2 separate regions of the Homo sapiens genome follow, and region 2 is linked to region 1. Evidence: chromatin contacts called from ENCODE Hi-C or POLR2A ChIA-PET data. All regions are on one chromosome and are shown on one strand. Each heading gives the region's core, a stretch centred on a gene start or an enhancer-like site at or near the end of the contact. The rest is flanking DNA. Distances are from core to core; before and after follow the strand shown. Region 1 overlaps FOXO1 (forkhead box O1). Region 2 has its middle 59 kb from the start of LINC00598.

The links. Hi-C counts contacts between places; a loop is a spot of excess contacts on that map. ChIA-PET counts read pairs that join two places held with the same protein, here RNA polymerase II (POLR2A). Pooled maps may share reads with other maps.
Region 2: a loop to region 1 is called in a map of endothelial cell of umbilical vein, with 5 times the contacts of the local background. The contact joins two enhancer-like sites. A Hi-C loop is called at or near these places in 2 of 168 maps with a recorded cell type or tissue (Caco-2 and endothelial cell of umbilical vein), 5 of 37 single-sample maps with no recorded cell type and 5 of 50 pooled maps. POLR2A ChIA-PET finds 5 or more read pairs at or near these places in 8 of 52 experiments (CD4-positive, alpha-beta T cell, CD8-positive, alpha-beta T cell, GM12878 and 5 more).

What each region holds. Positions count from the first base shown.
Region 1 is chr13:40,585,982-40,591,920 of GRCh38, forward strand. The region is part of intron 1 of FOXO1 (forkhead box O1); the gene reads right to left. Among named protein-coding and RNA genes, the nearest start is that of FOXO1, 78 kb to the right of the region's middle. RefSeq lists enhancers at 3,728-3,787, 3,798-4,037. Within about 2 kb of position 3,815, at least 20 of the 41 ENCODE cell types and tissues checked have a DNase peak (open chromatin) inside an H3K27ac peak, as active enhancers do; they include endothelial cell of umbilical vein, where a contact is called at or near this core.
Region 2 is chr13:40,537,294-40,543,350 of GRCh38, forward strand. No RefSeq gene overlaps it. Among named protein-coding and RNA genes, the nearest start is that of LINC00598, 59 kb to the left of the region's middle. RefSeq lists a silencer at 279-573 and enhancers at 2,889-3,438, 3,439-3,988, 3,989-4,536. Within about 2 kb of position 3,263, at least 7 of the 41 ENCODE cell types and tissues checked have a DNase peak (open chromatin) inside an H3K27ac peak, as active enhancers do; they include endothelial cell of umbilical vein, where a contact is called at or near this core.

The DNA of each region.
Region 1 (5,939 bases), core at 2,565-5,064:
CTCCCTCCTCATTTCCCATATATGGCCAATTCTCCATATATGGATTCATCTACCTGTTTCCCCTAACTTCAAGGCTGCTGCCATGACACAAAGGTCTTGAAAGAATGTGGGAAAGCCCTCAGGCTAAAACTCTGGATCACAATCCATAAAATAGTGAAACCAATTGAGAGGATTGTGGCTAGCATTTCTGTAAATAATAACAAAACAGTCTTACATAAATGGCTAAGCACAGTACTATTTTGTAAAACTCTTCTATCATTGTGTGCATATGTGCACTGAGTCATACTGTAAAATGGATTTCTCACTATGCATCAAGATGGGAAGAAACTGAGAAAGCCACAGAAACAGAAGGAAACATACTACTTCCTACAGGATATGCTTTCTCTCTCTAAGAAGGGCTTAATAACAAAAGCCCAATAAAATGGTGGCACAGTCCCATCCCCGGGTTTCCAGGGAGACCCCAATCCCATCAAGAACACCTACTCCTCACAGGCAACAGAGGCACCCCCTTGTGAAGCTGTTCAGCAGCCTGCACAGAAGATATGACTCTTGCAGTCTGGAATAAAAGGCACCAAATGGGAAATAGTGTGTAGGGATAAAAGGTACCAAATGGGAAATAGTGTGTAGTATCAGTTTTGACAATTTTTGTAACCAAGTAACTTTTGAGCAAGTTACTCATTTCTCATTTGCTTATCAACAGAATGATCATGGAATGCTAAACCTCTACAGGGTGCAATCTTAAGGAAATGTTACTACTTAAACCTTTTACCTGCACAAGACTGCCCCTCTGTCTTTCCTCTCTGATGGGTACGGAAGTTACTGACATGCAAAGTCAGCACAAGGGAACCGTGGCTCAGGCAAACGAGGAAAAATGAATTTAGATTATGTTTACAGCCAAGGAAAGGAGACACGTTGAACAATCCTCTACTGGAAACATTGCTAAAGTGTTTTTAAACTGAAGATTATACCACCACTTAAGATATTTTTTGTCTGCTATTTTACCCAGCATATTACAAAACTGCATCTAGGACTGAAATAGCAGATTGCCTCAAGAGCAAATGACAATATTTGTACCAGAAATGTTGGCAACCAGCAGCACAGATGGGTTTCTGCACAGCAATCTTCAAACTGGGACTCCAAGAATAACTCCACCTACTGCACCAATGTTAAATTGCTGAATCCAAAGTCAGAAGGGCTCATTATTCCATATTTTTCCACCACCTTCTTCCCAAAGGCACGTGTACCTGCCTGACCTCCTCTGCCTGAGAAGGGCTCAGAACAAAGTAAAAAAAAAAAAAAAAAAAGTGGGAGTGGGCAGGGCGGAGCAGGAGACCACAATAAGAAGCAAATACGAACAGATAGTGAAAGATTGATTATCCGTGAAAGGAAGGAAAACAAAAATGACTGGAAAGTCCAGATAAGCCAAACAGCTATTTACATGACTAGTTTTAAACTTCCCCTTCAAATACAAATAAGAAAAAATAAAGATTTATCTTAATTTCATCTCCTCTCCAAGGCTGGGTACCCTTGCTTGAGGAGTCAAATAAAAACTTATTTTTGCTAAAAGACTCAAGGACAGAGAGAGAAGCTGCCATTAACCATGTTGATTACTAGGATGGCCCCAAAGACAGTCCATCTATACCTAAAGCACGGCTCAAGTGCTTGGAGAAAATCTTTGTTGCTTCTTCCACATCTGCTCTTCCTGCCTGCCAACTGAGATGCACTGTTCTCCCTCCATTCCTCTGCATTTCTACCGAATGGTCTGGAAAGCCAAATGAAACGGAAGTCTTCACTTAATGAGACATTAATTATGAAGTCCATCCAACTAAAGTGCTGTCTTCAGTGTTCACAGTAGCCTCTCCCCACCTTTTAAAAGGGCCAGAGGGTTGATGGTGGTAATGGGTCTCTGCCTCTGTGCCACCCTAGGTTGACTTCCAGGGGTAAACTTTAAGGCCTTTCATGTGAAAGAGAGTCAATGCACTAACATTTTCGGGCTAGAACGGCACTTTTCAAATTGCATAACACAGAGTACAGAGCACTACTGCATTATGCTCCATATCCTCACATCTGCTATGGTGCGGGAGGAAGCCCAGGATAGAAAGGATTCAATTCAATTAACAGAACCTTGGGAGTTCAGGCAAGCAGAATCCTACATTTAAATAAATGCCCATTTAACCCTAAAGAAACTGAGTAGAGGAGGATTAGGGAGTGCTCATCTTCCACCTTTCCTCTCCAACAATCAAGGTGTTCCTTGCTCAGGCTCTACTTACAATTCCCTGAACTGCACAGTCAGGAAGTTTGAGTGTATCTGCACAAGACTTCTCTAGCTTCATTACCAAACCTTGAGTCACCTGAATCCGAACAGGCCAACTGATGTTTTAAGTGGAACAAAATTCCCTGCCTACCTTTTCTTTTTCCATTTATTGGGCTAAAAAGGTAGTGAAAATGTGGGCGGTTAAACCCTCCATAACCATCACTAACAGAAGCAAACAAATGTTCACAGAATCCCAAAGTCCAGGAACAAATTATATTTAAGTTTTCACCCTTAAACTGAGTTTAAGATTTTGGGGGGGACATTTACTCCAAGCCAAAAAGTTATCCTAAGAAGACCCCTCACTTACAGGGGCTGGGAAGCACTATGATTATTTTCCTGTTATCCATCTAATCTCAACCCACCCCGGCAGAGGCCCCAGCCTAATGAACAACCCTCAACCAAATCTTCCTGAAAGAATTCAGAATGAGCAACTATGGAGGTCTCCTTGGTAGAATAAAGGGCCTGTCCCTCATAAAGACAACATAAAAAGAGTCAAGGACACAAGTGATTTAAAAGTGTCACTGATTGACCAGGAGTGATGACTCACTCCTGTAATCCCAGCACTTTGGGAGGCCGAGGTGGGCAGATTGCTGGAAGTCAGGAGTTCAAGACCAGCCTGGCCAACATGGTAAAACCCCATCTCTATTAAAAATGCAAAAATTAGCCAGGCATAGTGGTGCATGCCTGTAATCCCGGCTACTTTGGAGGCTGAGGCACAAGAATCACTTGAATCCAGCAGGCAGAGGTTGCAGTGAGCCTGAGATCGAACGACTGCATTCCAGCCTGGGCGACAGAGCGAGACTCTGTCTAAAAAAAAATAAATAAGTAAATAAATGAAAGTGTCACTGATGCCAACTGTCCATAAGACAGTCAAGGCAGACCATCAAGAAATGGCTGCAAGAATATTCTACATTCAAAGACATCTCAAAAGTAACTATCTATTCACATAAACAGTTTAATACAACTCAATCCAATTCTTGCCAATTCTAAACAAGAAAAGACTGGCATAAAATATAAATCTTCTCCCCAATCAAGGCCAACAATGAAATTAAAGAAAAAAAACTCTCACATGAGTACAGTCTGTATTATTTATAGAAACAACTTTCATATCCATTTCAAGTTACTTAAATTCAAAACTTGCTAATAATAGAAACAGTATGTAAGTGTCACTAAAACCGGAAACTGCTGCAAAATAACAGAATATTTCAGAGTCAAATTCAAGGATCTGTGTTGTAAAATATTTCGTCTTTGTTACTCTATCAGCATTTAATTTATAAAAAGTGAACATGTTCTACTTTGGTTAATTAACCACTAACATAAGTCAAATAATGAATGCTGCTGCCTCCTAAATTAATCAGAATAGATTAACAGAATCCTTTGAGCTTATTGTTTCAGAACAAATTTCAAAGCCACCACAGTAACTTTCTGGAAGTTAAGAAAGAGGAAATGTGCTTCTCATGTCAACAGCAGAGCAGTTTTCAGGAGTCCCATTGTTTCAGTGCAGGGAGCTCAGCTGTCCTGGACTGTCCTGAGTCAAGACAGGAAGAGCTGTCAGACTTCTGGGGCTGATCACTCAAGCATGACTGGACAAGACCAGAAGCAGCAGATGTTTAAAGGGTGATGGGAAACAACTATGCAAAGAAGGAAACACTAGTAACTTGAAGAGTTACCAAAGCCTCACTCTGTTGACATAATTTGCAATCAATAAATACGTTTTAATAAAAGTCTGCAAGTTTGTACGATGGGAGCCTCTCTCTCCCTGCTGCTGTGGCCCCTACCCAACTCCTCCCAATAACAGCAGTACTATTTTACAACCCCTAGAGCAGGTCTTAAAATGTAAGAGAGATTTTAAAACCATCATTTCTGTCCAAGAATGACTATTCTGGCATAGTGACGCAAAGAAAAGCCATTCAGATAAACAAGAAACCTATTCTCCAAGAACAAGGAATTGGATTAGACTAGTAATATCTAATAACATCTAAGCCCAATGATGCAAACAAAACAACACAACAGGAATGTGTACTATACTATGGGCCAAATGCCGCAAACAGAAACCTTCTCCTTGCTAAGACTCTTCGGTCTCTTCTTACATAAAGACTCCAGGCAATTACTGTCCCCAAAATAGCTTTCTTTCCAAAATGACCATTAACCAAATGCCCCTCTTGCGGAGTTACAGAAGAGGATAGATGTCAAGTGTTCCATCAAGTGGAACAAGAACTAAAATATGGAACCTTGAAACCACAACTGCTGATATACCAAGGATGAATCCCAATAAACCAGAAAACTCACTCAAAAGTTTAGTTTTCCATCTCCACAGCATGGGTTATCCCAGCAGTCTCAAAGGCTCACACCTGTTTCACTGGCTCAGCTTTGCCGTCAACGGGAGATGTGGAGATATGCTGCAATATCGTTCCAGTTTCAATAACATACCACGCTGGACTAATGCCTTCTGTGTGGCTTTTTTTTTCTTTTTTAAGAATATCAAAATGCTAGGGGCTTGAGAGAGATTTAAACATTTCACCTGGTACAAGTAGCATTAGGACTTTCAAAAATACCAAATTGTTCACATCACAATGTTTCACTTAACGCTACACTTTACGAGCTGGCCATCAAAATCCTCTTCTACTTCATACCTACTCTCCTCATTTATCACTTTCTGGTTTCTAAGGTACTAAAGTATTGAAAAAGAAAAACACAATGCTCAGGTTCTGGAAGGCCTCTCGGAGGATGGGGCCTGGGGACAGATGGAGGACCCCTTTATACCAAAGGCAAGAGGACTAGCAGTCCCAAGTGGAGAGGGAGGACTGCTTCAGAGTTCAACAGAGGTCCATCGTTTCTGATCTGCAAATCAGCTCAGAAATAAAAGAGACTCTTCCTGCCAAAAAAAATACAAAGCAAGAAGGGGAGCAATGAGAAATCCAACAGGGTCAAACACCTTGAAAGGGGGCAAGCTGTAGCTTGCTGCTACTGCTAGGAGGGCAGCAGTGTTGAGTTTCCTAGCCGGGTGGCTCCCACGTTCTGGACACGGCACCATGAGGAGGTCTAGGCAGAAAGTAGCTCATAGGGAAGAGGCAAGGCTCACAAAGAGAAGGATCATCAGCAGTGCACTTCAGTCAAAGTTGGTGCAATTGAATTTTGAGCAGCTGAAGGTCCAGAGACCTCCAGGAATGGAGAAGTACAAAGCAGCCAGAGGCCCAGAACAGGAAACCTGGTGCCATACTTACTGGGCAGGCCAGCCAGGTAGGGCGCCCAAGAGGGATGATGGAAAGGACAGACAGCAGAGTGGAGACTAGCAGATGATACATTCTGGGTGGCTATAAATAAGAACGCTTTAGACCATAAAGGCCAATTGTTTTATAATTTTACTAGTCTTGTTACTTTCATAAAACTATAGCAAAAACTACTAAAAATATATATATTTTTTGAGACAGAGTCTCACTCTATCGCCCAGGCTAGAGTGAGGTGGCTCGATCTTGGCTCACTGCAACCTCCACCTCCCAGGTCCAAGCAATTCTCATACCTCAGCCTCCTGAGTAGCTGAGATATTTTTACAGCTGTGTGCCACCACGCCAGGCTAATTTTTGCATTCTTAGTAGAGACAGGGTCTCATGATGTTGGTCAGGCT
Region 2 (6,057 bases), core at 2,013-4,512, 49 kb before region 1:
TCACTGAAACAGGAATCCTCTTTATTCCACAAGCGAGACACAGAACAAACAGTGCCCCAGGCCGGAGAACTGAGGCCAGACCTGCTTCCCAGGTGACCCCGGTGTCCACAAAATAAATGCCCCTGTAGGATGGGGATCATCCGCCTGCCTCTTTGCACACACTAGTCTCCTGGCCATTCTCCTGCGAAGGCCTCAACCTCCCAAAGCCCTTTAAAAGATAACATTTTTTCCATCCCCTTTTAATTATCTTGAGCCAATGGGGACAGGTTCAGACTCTGTCCCTGATTACTTTGATGGGTAAATCCCCTGCTGCTCGGCTGAGGAGGGCTCTCAGTAACCTCAGTCCAGCCATCCAGCTCCCCACAGCCCCGCCGCCAGGAAGAGCCTGGCTCCACAACCCCGTGCCAGGCCCTTGACTTCCAGCCAAGCGTACCCACTCACTCTTTTCCTGTGCTTTCCTGATTTTTAAAAGAGCTGGCACGGGGGCTCATGCTTGTAATCCTGGCACTTTGGGAGGCCAAGACCAGAGGATCTCTTGAGCCCAGGAGTTCGAGACCAGCCTGGCCAACATAGAGAGACTCCCATCTCTGCAAAACAATTAAAATAGAAAGATTATTGGGTGGGTGCAGCATACCAATATGGCACATGTATACATATGTAACAAACCCACACATTGTGCACATGTACCCTAGAACTTAAAGTATAATAATAATAATAATAATATATATATAAAAGATTATTGGGGCCAGACGTGGTGATTCATGCCTGTAATCCCAGCACTTTGGGAAGCTGAGGCAGGCAGATCATCTGAGGTCAGGAGTTCGAGACAAGCCTGGCCAACATGGTGAAACCCCATTTCTACTAAAAATACAAAAATCATCCAAGTGTGGTGGTGGGCTCCTGTAGTCCCAGCTACTTGGGAGGCTGAGGCAGGAGAATTGCTTGAACCCAGGAGGCAGAGATTGCAGCGAGTTGAGATCACGCCACTGCATTCCAGCCTGGGCAACAGAGCGAGACTCCCTCTCAAAAAAAAAAAAAAGATTATTGGGTGTGGTGGTGCGTACCTGTAATGCCAGACACTTGGGAGGCTGGGGCAGGAGAATCCATTGAGTGCAGGAGTTTGAGTCTGCAGTGAGCCATGACAGTGACACTGAACTCCAGCTGGGGCAACAGAGTGAGACTCTGTCTTGGGGAAAAAAAAAGTAGGAAAGAGAGTTTTTACATACCCTTCATCCAGCTTCTCCTACTGTTAATGACTTACATACTGATAGTACAATAATCAAAACCAAGAAATTAACTCTGGTATGATACTGTTACCTATACTTGGATTTCACCAGATTCTCCACTAATGTCTTCTTTTTCTGTTTCAAGATCCAATCCAGGATCCTTTGCTGCATTTATCCTCATGTGCTCTGCAAGCTGAGACAGTTCCTCTGTGTTTTCTTGTCCTTCAGGACCTTGACAATTTGTAAGAGTCCTAGTCAGATATTTTGTAGGATATCCCTTAACTTGGGTTTGTCTGATGTGTTTTCTCACCATTAAACAGGTTATACATTTCTGGCAAGATTCCCACAGAGGTGACGTGCCCTTTTCAGTGCATCATATAAGAAAGTATATGAGGAAACTGAGGCCCAAGAGCTTAAATAATTTCCTCAAAGGCAAATGGCTAATAATGGACAGAGCTGGTACTCAAGTTTGCACAACTAAAAAGGCGTTGGTCTTTTTACCTTTCCCTAACTTCCAGAATGTAGAAACCATACTTTAAGCAATATACAGGTTATGTAATACATGAAACACAGTGTGCTATATTATTGCAGGTACAATATGGATATACAGGCCAGGCGCGGTGGCTCACGCCTGTAATCCCAACACTTTGGGAGGCCAAGTAGGGTGGATCATTTGAGGCCAGGAGTTCAAGACCAGCCTGTCCAACATGGTGAAACCCTGTCTCTACTAAAAATACAAAAATTAGCCAGGCGTGGTGGCATGTGCCTGTAATCCCAGCTACTAGGGAGGCTGAGGCACGAGAATCACTTGAGCCTGGGAGGTGGAGGTTGCAGTGAGCTGAGATGGCACCACTGCACTCCAGCCTGGGCAACAGAGTGAGACCCTGTCTCAAAAAAAAAGTACATGATGTCGATTTATCTTACCACTGGTGATGATAATCTTGATCATTTGGCAAAAGTGGTATCTTCCAGGTTTTTCCACTGTAATCTCATTCTTTTCCCCCTTTATAATTAGAAAATATTTGAGGGGAGATGCTTTGTAGATTTGGAGATGCTTTGATTATGTAGATATCCTATTTCTCCCTTTTGCCCTCTAACTTACCATTCATCAGTAGATCTTTCTAAGGCAATTATTACTGTGATATTTTAAGGGTGATCTTCCATTTCCCTCTTATGCAATAGAAGAAAAGTAACGGGTAACTATTGTGTATAAACAGGGTGTCCACGTGATTTGTCATTCAAACCAGGACACTTTTGAAAGTGAAAGAGGGTACTGTTAATAACTACAGTATGGCAACAAGCGTAAGTTTGTCCTGGGAAAACTGGGATGCACAGTCACTCTATGTGTAAAATTGACTCTCCAGCTCAAAACAACAGAGACGGGTCAACATTTACTGAAAGTATCTGTATCTTCGAGAAAATCAACAGCAATCTTTGGTGGGGTTTTGAGGGGAAACAGATCATCTTATAGCTGAGTTAAATGTGCAAAGGAATAGAAACTGCTGGCTTGTGGAAGATAATTGTGAAAGAGAATCAAGGGCTAGGAAGCAGAAGCCATAAGCAGCCTAATATACAAGAAATAATCCCCCTCGTCCAATCAAGAGAGAATGCAAACCTGCCTATGAACCAGCTGAAAAGTATCTGTTCCTGCGAAAGGGACTAGTATGTCGCATAAACTCATTAGTCTTTCAAACCCTAAACACTTTCTTCTCTCATATCAAGGCCAATTTTGAGTATTCTGTTTAATAATTTCCTTCACACATCTAGTCACTTAGATCATTTCCTTTTAGAAGACACTAAGCCACGAAGAAGGTAAAATGGGGAATCTCACCAGGGAGGGCGTGTTCCCTCTGATGGTGTTCTCCTATATTTATTTGGAAAAGGTTTCAGACCCCAGCATCTGCCCAAGCTGTCTCCAGTTGGTCTATAGTGGGAAACACCTCTTTGGCACAAAGTCATGACCCAGTATTATTTTTTCCCATTCTACTGAGGAGGAAACGGAGCCTTTGTGAGGGGCAAAGGATCTGTTTAAATTCCTGACTTGACACAGTAAGCGGCCAGAGTAGGGATGACTCATGCTGTAGCTATGGGCCTCCTCTTTCAACTTTAATGGGAATAGTCAACATCCTATTATTTGAATGTTTATCCTGGGTTCATATTATTTCACACAGCGAAAGGCATTTAATGGTAGAAATATTTTCAAACCTAAAAAGTTAAAGGAGAGGAAAATCTTCCACATATCCATACTGGAGACAATGGCGTGGAAGAAACCCGTACGGAAGATCAGAGATTGTTTGATAAATCTGTCACCTTATGTGGAAAGCCATAGTGTCTATGAATAATAATTTCCAGCTCAGAGGATCTGATGAGTGCTTCAGTTAGACCCTGCCCCCAGAGTGCTCAGAACATAATGATTATTTTTCTTGTTGTTGTAAATATTAATAAGCAACAACTGTAGCCTAACACTGTGCGGAAAACTTAAAAACTAGTGATACAAAGCAGATAAATAACTCTAGAAATTATTCCGGGCATTCCTGGAGCTATTCAAGATAGAGGATAGGGCATCCAAATAGTCATTTCAAGGAATTATAACCACAAGAGTTTTCAGCTAATGAATTTAGAAGAAATGGTAGAACTGGGCCAGGCATGGTGGCTCATGCCTGTAATCCCAGCACTTTGACTGAGGCAGGCGGATCACCTGAGGTCAGGAGTTCAAGACCAGCCTGGCCAACATGGCGGACACCCATCTCTATTCAAAATACAAAAATTAGCTGGGTGTGCTGGCATGTGCCTGTAGTCCCAGCTACTTGGGAGGCTGAGGCACGAGAATCACTTGAAGCTGGAACCCAGGAGGCAGAGGTTGCAGTGAGCTGAGATCACGCCAGTGCTCTCCAGCCTGGGAGACAGACCAAGACTCTGTCTCAAACAAAAAAAAAGGAAGAAGAAATGGTAGAATTAGAATATCACCATTTTGTAATCTTCATGAAATAATGACAATAACAATGGTCATCAATGGCTGCTAATATCATACAAAAGGCAAGTGGACATCATGTGCTTCCCACCCTGTCTAGTCGCAGAATACTATAAAGTATTCTTGACAAAGACTGGACCTAGGCTAGGCGCAGTGGCTCACGCCTGTAATCCCAGCACTTGGGAGGCCAAGGTGGGTGGATCACCTGAAGTCAGGAGTTCGAGACCAGCCTGACCAACATGGCGAAACCCTGTCTCTACTAAAAATACATCAATTAGCTGGGTGTAGTGGCAGGTGCCTGTAATCCCAGCTACTCAGGAGGCTGAGGCAGGAGAATCGCTTGAACCTGGGAGGCGGAGGTTGCAGTGAGCTGAGAGCTTACCATTGCACTCCAGCCTGGGTGACAAGAGCAAGACTCCATCTCCAAAAAAGAAAGAAAAAAAAAAAGAAAAAAAAGACTGGACCTAAATATGACCAAGCCTCTAGATCTAGTTTTCAGGTTACACAGGGGCAGAGAAATATACTAATGGCACCATGAGGATAAAATCAGCAAAGTCCAAACTATGAGACACGCTACAAATGACACAGTTTCTTAAAAACAGTACCAAAAAAAAAAATGGGGGTGACCTGTACACTAAGAAAAACTCTTAGAATACATATCAAAAAAAGCAATGTATTGCCAGGCATAATGGCTCACGCCTGTAATCCCAGCACTTTGGGAGGCCGAGGCAGGCAGATCACGAGGTCAGGAGTTCAAGACCAGCCTGGCCAACATGGTGAAACCCTGTCTCTACTAAAAATACAAAAAAATTAGCCAGGCGTGCACCTGTAATCCCAGCTACTCGGGAGGCTAAGGCAGGAGAATTGCTTGAACCTGGAAGGCGGAGGTTGCAGTGAGCCGAGATTGTACCACTGCACTCCAGCCTGGATGACAGAATAAGACTCTGTCTCAGAAAAAAAAAAAAAAGCAATGTATTATAATATGGATGTTATCTGGATTCTAATTTGTATTAACAAATCATAAGAAAAACCTAAAAAGTAAGTGAGAAAATGTGAACATTGTGCTAACTGGGTATTTGATAATATTAAGAAATTTTATTCTTTATGTATTATGCTGCGTTTTGTGGTTATGCTTTTCTTGTTGTTGCTTTTTTTAGTTTCTGTGCACATATATAAACACAATGTCATTAGAAGAAAACATAAGAGAATACAGGGGAAAGTAAAGATTTCTTGATGAAGACACAGAAAGCACAAATCACAAAAGAAAAAAAGTAATAAATTGAACTTCATCAAAATTTAAAATTGTTCATCAAAAGGCACTCAAGAAAATAGGTAACATTAGGAGAAAATATGTGCAACACCTGTGTCTGAATATATATTATATCTAATCTATATCATGTACAAAGATATTACATACTTATATACACATACATTCCTATAGCTTATATGCAGAATATATACAGACCTCCTACAACTCAATAAAAAAACAAAAAATAATAAAATAATAAAAAGACAATGCAATTTAAACATGGATAAAATACTTGAATAGACACTTCACAAGACATACAAATGGTCAATAAGCACATGAAAAAGCATTCACCATCATAATCATCAGGGAAATGCAAGTTAAAATCATAATAAGATACCACTACAAACACTAAAATAGCTAAAATTAACAAGATGAAAAATACCAGATTTTGGAGAGGACATGGAACAACCAGAACTCTCATGCATTGCTGGTGGGAGTGTAAACTGGTACAGCCACTTTGGAAAACCATTTGGCATTTTCTTAAAAAATTGAATATACCTATGATCCTGCAATCACATTCCTAAGTATCCCACTCAAGAGAAATGAAAATA